Regions from separate parts of the Homo sapiens genome. Here region 1 is linked to region 2. A link is an interaction called in ENCODE POLR2A ChIA-PET data of the cell type or tissue named here. Cell type or tissue: IMR-90. All regions are shown on one strand. Each heading gives the region's core, and the rest is flanking DNA. Links, peaks and the distances in the headings are about the cores only. Region 1 overlaps FRY (FRY microtubule binding protein). Region 2 has its middle 74 kb from the start of FRY-AS1.

Region 1 (2,919 bases), core at 248-2,747, 250 kb after region 2:
ATAGCAGGGGACTGGATTCCTTTTTAAACAAAAATAACTAGCAGTTTTTCCCCAGGGTTTGTATAAATAAAATTATTTCTGAAGATGAGAACTTTGATGGCAAGTTTTCAGTTTAGATAGAATTCACGTACCTCAAAAGTAACTTTTAAAAACTTAGCCATTAGAAAAGGTAAGGGCTTTAAGAACACACTGTTATCAGACGTGCCGATGAAGAGAGGTGAATTTTAATCCAAGTCCTTGGTCCATCCTAGGATAGCACAAAGATTAGCTATCACGGTGACAGCTCCTGCATGATGACAACTTATCTAAATGAGAGGTTTACTGGCCTAGTGTTCCTGTGGACTAGGCTCTGTGAAACATCCCTTGTTTTCTTTTTTCCTTCTCAGATTAAAAAAGTGGCAATATACTTGTGCCGTAACAACACCATTCAAACCATGGAAGAGCTTCTCTTTGAGCTGCAGCAGACAGAGCCCGTGAACCCCATCGTCCAGCATTGTGACAACCCGCCCTTCTACCGCTTCACGGCCAGTAGCAAGGCTTCCGCAGCAGCCTCAGGTAAGAAGAGCAACCGGGCAGACACCTGGTCACAGATCCCTGGGGTTTCCTTCATGTAGATTCCTGAAAGGATATGAGAATGTGTTTGTTACTTTTTTCTTATTCCTGTGTGTGCATTCAGTTAAGAGATGGCTTAAGAATAACTGAGACATGGGCTGGGCGTGGTGACTCACGCCTGTAATCCCAGCACTTTGGGAGGCTGAGGCTGAAGTCAGGAGTTCAAGACCAGCCTGGCCAACGTGACAAAACCCCGTCTCTACTAAAAATACAAAAACTTAGCCGGATGTGGTGGCACGCGCCAGTACTCCCAGCTCCTCAGGAGGCTGCAGGAGGAGAATCACTTGAACCCACGAGGCAGAGGTGGCAGTGAGCCAAGATTGCACCACTATACTCCAGCTTGGGCGACAGAGCAAGACTGTATCTCAAAAAAAAGAGAATAACTGAGTTTCTTAGGGATCATAGGGTTAATGAAATGATCTTGTAAAGATGACTGAGAATCTGTGGCTCAAGCATCCTCCATCACAGAACTTTGTATTTCAGCCGATCCCAGCCAGGACATTGCAGTCACTCAGGAATCTCATTTCTGGATCCCCCTTCTTGTATCTGGACCCTCCCTTGGCTATATTCCTTCAGCGTTGATTAAAATTCCCCCCAAAAGTATTATCACTTTTGGTTAATTGGTGTCTCAGCAACCTTTCATGAAATATATGCCATCCTCCTCAAATTCCTTGAAGTCTGCCTCCCTTCTGCTGACCTCATGCAGTAACTGCCTTCCAATTCCTCTCCTCCCTGAGTCTACTGTCTCCTCTGTTCGCCCTACACCCTGCCACCAGAGCAGTGTTCTTACAGGGAAGCAGTAGCACAGCAATCAGAAGTGCTAGGTGCTTGGCCTTACTTCACTAGCATTAGTTTAGTAACTCCTGGACCCAGAAATACTAAAGCAGCCAACAGCAGGGCCAGCCACTATAAATAAGCTCATTGCCTAAGTGGCCAGGAAGAAGAGGTTTCAAGAATGTAGGCTTGCTTTACGAGAGTTAAGGAATTTGGTTTGACCATAACAGATGTCTACGATTCTCTCATTTCAGTGGTGTGGGCTTGGAAGATTGTTTAGAATGTCTGAGATTGTGCAGAAGATGTAAAAAATCTTCCAAACATAAGAATTTACAGGAAATCTTTCCCTGGAATTACTTGAGACTTGAGCTTGACCCCTCAGCTTGCATCTTTTTATAAGTGTTTTTCTTCCATTCCCATCTACAGGAACCACCTCTAGCAGCAATACAGTGGTTGCTGGCCAGGAAAATTTCCCAGATGCTGAGGAGAACAAGATATTGAAAGAATCTGATGAAAGGTTGGTACACAAATTTGACTTAATATCCAGTGTAATGTTCTGCAATAATCTATACATAGACATCAATACAGGTTTGTGGAGTTTCATAAATTTTACACGTACATAAAAATCCTTCTTTGTTTTTAGAAACTCAGACTTACTTTCCAACTCTACTCAGTATATCCCTAAAGATAACAGTTATTTCTGTGCAAAGTCAGAGAAGAGAAAGATTAAGAAGGGTGTTGTTCTGGTGGTGGTGGAATTTCGCATACCTCAGGGCTTAGTAAAAACCATGAGTTGTTCTGCTAATGGACACAGACCATCTGGAATTAGAATTGCCATGTGAAATTTTCGAATCTGATAGTTGAATAATTTCTTAGGGATAGAGTAGTCATCTTGAGATGAGTTCTATGAAACATGATTATTATTATTTTACTTTTGCTTTGTGCTGTCTTGGTTAACCAAAACACTATCTTTTCCTGCTAAAAAAGTCTCCGTTCCCTCCACATTAGCTCTTTAATAATAATATTTCCCCTATATCTCAGCCTTCTTATTGCCTTGCCTATGAACTACTCATCAGTAGTCAAATCAGAGTCACTCTTTCCTGCAGTTGATTGTGAAGAGCAGGGAGACAAACCAGGAGAGAAAAACAAAACTCAATTTAAAAAAAATGAAAATTAGGATGATCCTCACGGTGCTTCAGCTGAGCATTTTATAGTGAAAGGTAATGAGGGAGCCCTTTTACTTAAGAAATTAGTAAAAAGGATGAGATGCTCATGAATTCATATTAAAGGTAATTTAGGGGATCCAGTGGTGAAAATAACTCACTTAGCCCAAAATGCCCCAGTAAGCCCACAGTGCTTCCTGAGCATCCTGAGGATTTCATCATGTGTATTGGGGCACAGTAGGGGCTGGCGTGGAGATGACCTGGCACAGGGCTGCCTGCCCTTGGGGCTCTGAAGGCTCCTTCCCTAATTCAGGCACCAGCCAGATTCCTCACTGCATCACTGGGCAGCTGTGTTACCTTCAGGCAGATG
Region 2 (2,919 bases), core at 310-2,809:
TCTGATGTTGTCCCATCCCCTGGTCAAGAACTACTGACTTAAAGAAAGTGGAAAAGATCTTCAAAGATCAAAGTTTATTTGTAAACTATTCTAAGTTTCACGTGTAAGAAGCAGGAGGCAGCTATGCCTGGCAGACCTCTGTTGCTTCCCCTTGCAATCCAGTCCCCTTCCACGTACCCACCCAACCACTACCACCCTCGAAGTTTAGTGTATTCTCTGGCAAGAGAGGAACCTGTAATTTGAGTTTCATCATATGCAAAGTGCCTCTGTGTCCCCACTCATAACTGTAAAAACCAGAACTGCAGAGTGCAGAGGTCCAAACACACCCATATTACGGTCTTTGTTCTAAATCCTGCTCACACCATAGGGTAAAATATTAGGACTCGCTCTGTGCCTCTCAACCATCTTTTTTTTTTCCTTTTATTTTTAGTTGACATATAATAATTGTACATATTTATGGGATAGAGAGTAATATTTCCATACATATATACAATGAGTACTGATCAAATCAGGGTAGTTAGCATATCCATCACCTCAAACATTTATCATTTCTCTGTGTTGCAAACATTTAGAATTCTCTCTTCTAGCTTTTTTTTTTTTTTTTTTTTTTGAGATGGAGTTTCATTCTTATCACTCAGGCTGGAGTGCAATGACGCGATCTGGGCTTACTGCAACCTCCGCCTTCTGGGTTCAAGTGATTCTCCTGCCTCTGCCTCCCAAGTAGCTGGGATTACAGGTGCACGCCACCACACCCAGGTAATTTTTGTATTTTTGGTAGAGATGGGGTTTCACCATATTGGTCAGGCTGGTCTCGAACTCCTGACCTCAGGTGATCCACCCGCCTTGGCCTCCCAAAGTGCTGGGATTACAGGCCTGAGCCACCACACCCAGCTTTGGCTTTATGAGAATGTACAATAAGTTATAATTAACCACATTCACCCTACAGTGCTACAGAACACCAGAACTCATTTCTCCTATCTAGCTGTAATTTTATATCTGTAGACCAACCTGTCCCCATCCTTCCCTCCCCCTTGCCCTTCCCAACCTCTGATACCCCCAATCCTACTTTCTGCTTTCATTAGCTCAAATTTTGGGGGGGCTCCCACAGGTGAGTGAGAACATGCAACAATGAATTTTTTAAAATGGTAACAGTGCCTGTTAGAGGCAGCTGATTAGAGTAAGTTGGATGAATGAGAAACATTTCAAGGTTTTTAAAAATAAAAGCTCTCAACAATACAGATGATATTATAAAATATAGAAATGTTTAATGAAGAAGAGTTAATGAATATCATCGGTGATACTGAGTGCTGCACAGAAACTTCATTACTCAGAATTAGGGTAAACTATAGCTACATATTTTCTTTTGTTACTGAATCACATCCATATGAAACAAATAGCAATCTGGAAACTTCTCAAAAGAAATATTCTCGAAATGTGATTATTTATAATAAGGATGCCATGAATCACTATATAGTTATTTAAACAAAAGGCAAGGCAGTTTTGGAAAACTATAAACATTGCAAAGTTATGGCCTTGTATTTTTTCTTATTTTCTGCTAAATTAGAAAGAAATTTGCTGTTTCAAATATACTCAAGCTGTTCAGTTCTTCAACAAAAAGTAGGTGACTGAAAACTGTATGTTTAACTATGCTTAAGTTAATATTTATAGTAATGATAGAAGCCATTTTATTGGCAATATATCACTTCCTGATTTCCACACCAGGCATTCCCACATGCACAAACAGGTGTGTGGGAGGAAGGGAAATGGGCAAGAATGATTTCCTTCAAGAGGCTACTGAGAATGAAAACTCAAAATCTGCACAAATAGGGGTGGTGGAAGGAGAGAAAGAAAACTCCATGCCAGAAATAACATGCTTAGCAGAGAGAGAGAGAGAAGAAGAAGAAGAAGGAGGAGGAGGAGGAGGAGAAGAGGGGGGAAGGGGGAAGGGGAAGGGGAAGGGAGAGAGAGAGAAGGAAGGAAGGAGAAAGAAAAGAAAGAGAAAGAAAAGAAAAGAAGGAAGAAGAGGAAGGAGGAGAAAAAAACAGCAGAAATAAAGTAATGTGGCACCTATATCCACAGACATATCTTCCAGCAGGTAAAGTGTAAAGTAGTTTTTATTTTGAAAAGTTGATTGATACACACAGGGCTAGATAACTGATAAACTGCAGATAAGAAACTGGGTTTGGTGCTTGCCTGTGGGAAATGAGGATGTTCCTTAAATGTCACCTAGATGGTTAAAAGGAAGGGAAGTATGAGTGAGTCACTGCCGATTTGATGAGTAAGGGTTCCTTCTTTAAAAGGTTCTTTGGGATGGGCACGGTGGCTCACACATGTAATCCCAGCACTTTGGGAGGCCAAGGTAGGCTGATCACCTGAGGTCAGGAGTTCAAGACCAGCCTGGCAAACATGGCAAAACCTTGTCCCTACTAAAAATACAAAAATTAGCTGGGCATGGAGGCAGGCACCTGTAATCCCCAGCCACTTGAGAGGCAGAGGCAGGAGAATTGCTTGAACTCGCGAGGCAGAGGTTGCAGTGAGCCAAGACTGTGCCACTGCACTCCAGCCTGGGTGACAGAGCAAGACTTCATTTCAAAAAATAAATGAATAAAGTAAAATAAAATAAAATGTTCTTTGAAAGTTCCCAAACATTGAAAATAATGATGAATTAACAGAAGATTGAATGAAATGAGATAGTAAGAATCGAAGGTTTCTGTTTCATTCTCCCCACAAAACAACAACAGACTCTTTTATCTCTAACCAACTGCTGCCTTTGGAGGTTTTATAGGGATGTTGGCTGGGGTAGAAGTGGAGAACGAGACAGGGAGAGAGAGATTGAGGCTTTTAAGAGTTGCTGGCTACTCCTTCTGTTGCACTTCTCCTTGAAAGGCCTCCCTAGGGCAGTCTACCTGTTATTGCTCT

Evidence for each region. ChIA-PET counts read pairs that join two places held together with the same protein. Peaks named below come from ENCODE experiments on the same cell type or tissue, not always from the same donor. Only the 100,000 strongest peaks of a DNase experiment are listed, where the experiment ranks them.
Region 1: POLR2A ChIA-PET joins it to region 2 with 5 read pairs; 3 of 35 experiments call an interaction of 5 or more read pairs at or near these places.

The regions. Positions count from the first base shown.
Region 1 is chr13:32,210,480-32,213,398 of GRCh38, forward strand. FRY (FRY microtubule binding protein) reads left to right here. Exons shown (of 61, transcript NM_023037.3): 34 at 387-555; 35 at 1,813-1,903. Among named protein-coding and RNA genes, the nearest start is that of ZAR1L, 100 kb to the right of the region's middle. RefSeq lists an enhancer at 1-860. In IMR-90, for the core only: no CTCF peak of the experiment used is centred there; DNase peaks (open chromatin) are centred at 1,572 and 2,172; H3K27ac peaks cover 2,108 bases.
Region 2 is chr13:31,955,716-31,958,634 of GRCh38, forward strand. It overlaps the pseudogene EEF1DP3. Among named protein-coding and RNA genes, the nearest start is that of FRY-AS1, 74 kb to the right of the region's middle. In IMR-90, for the core only: no CTCF peak of the experiment used is centred there; a DNase peak (open chromatin) is centred at 1,446; H3K27ac peaks cover 1,381 bases.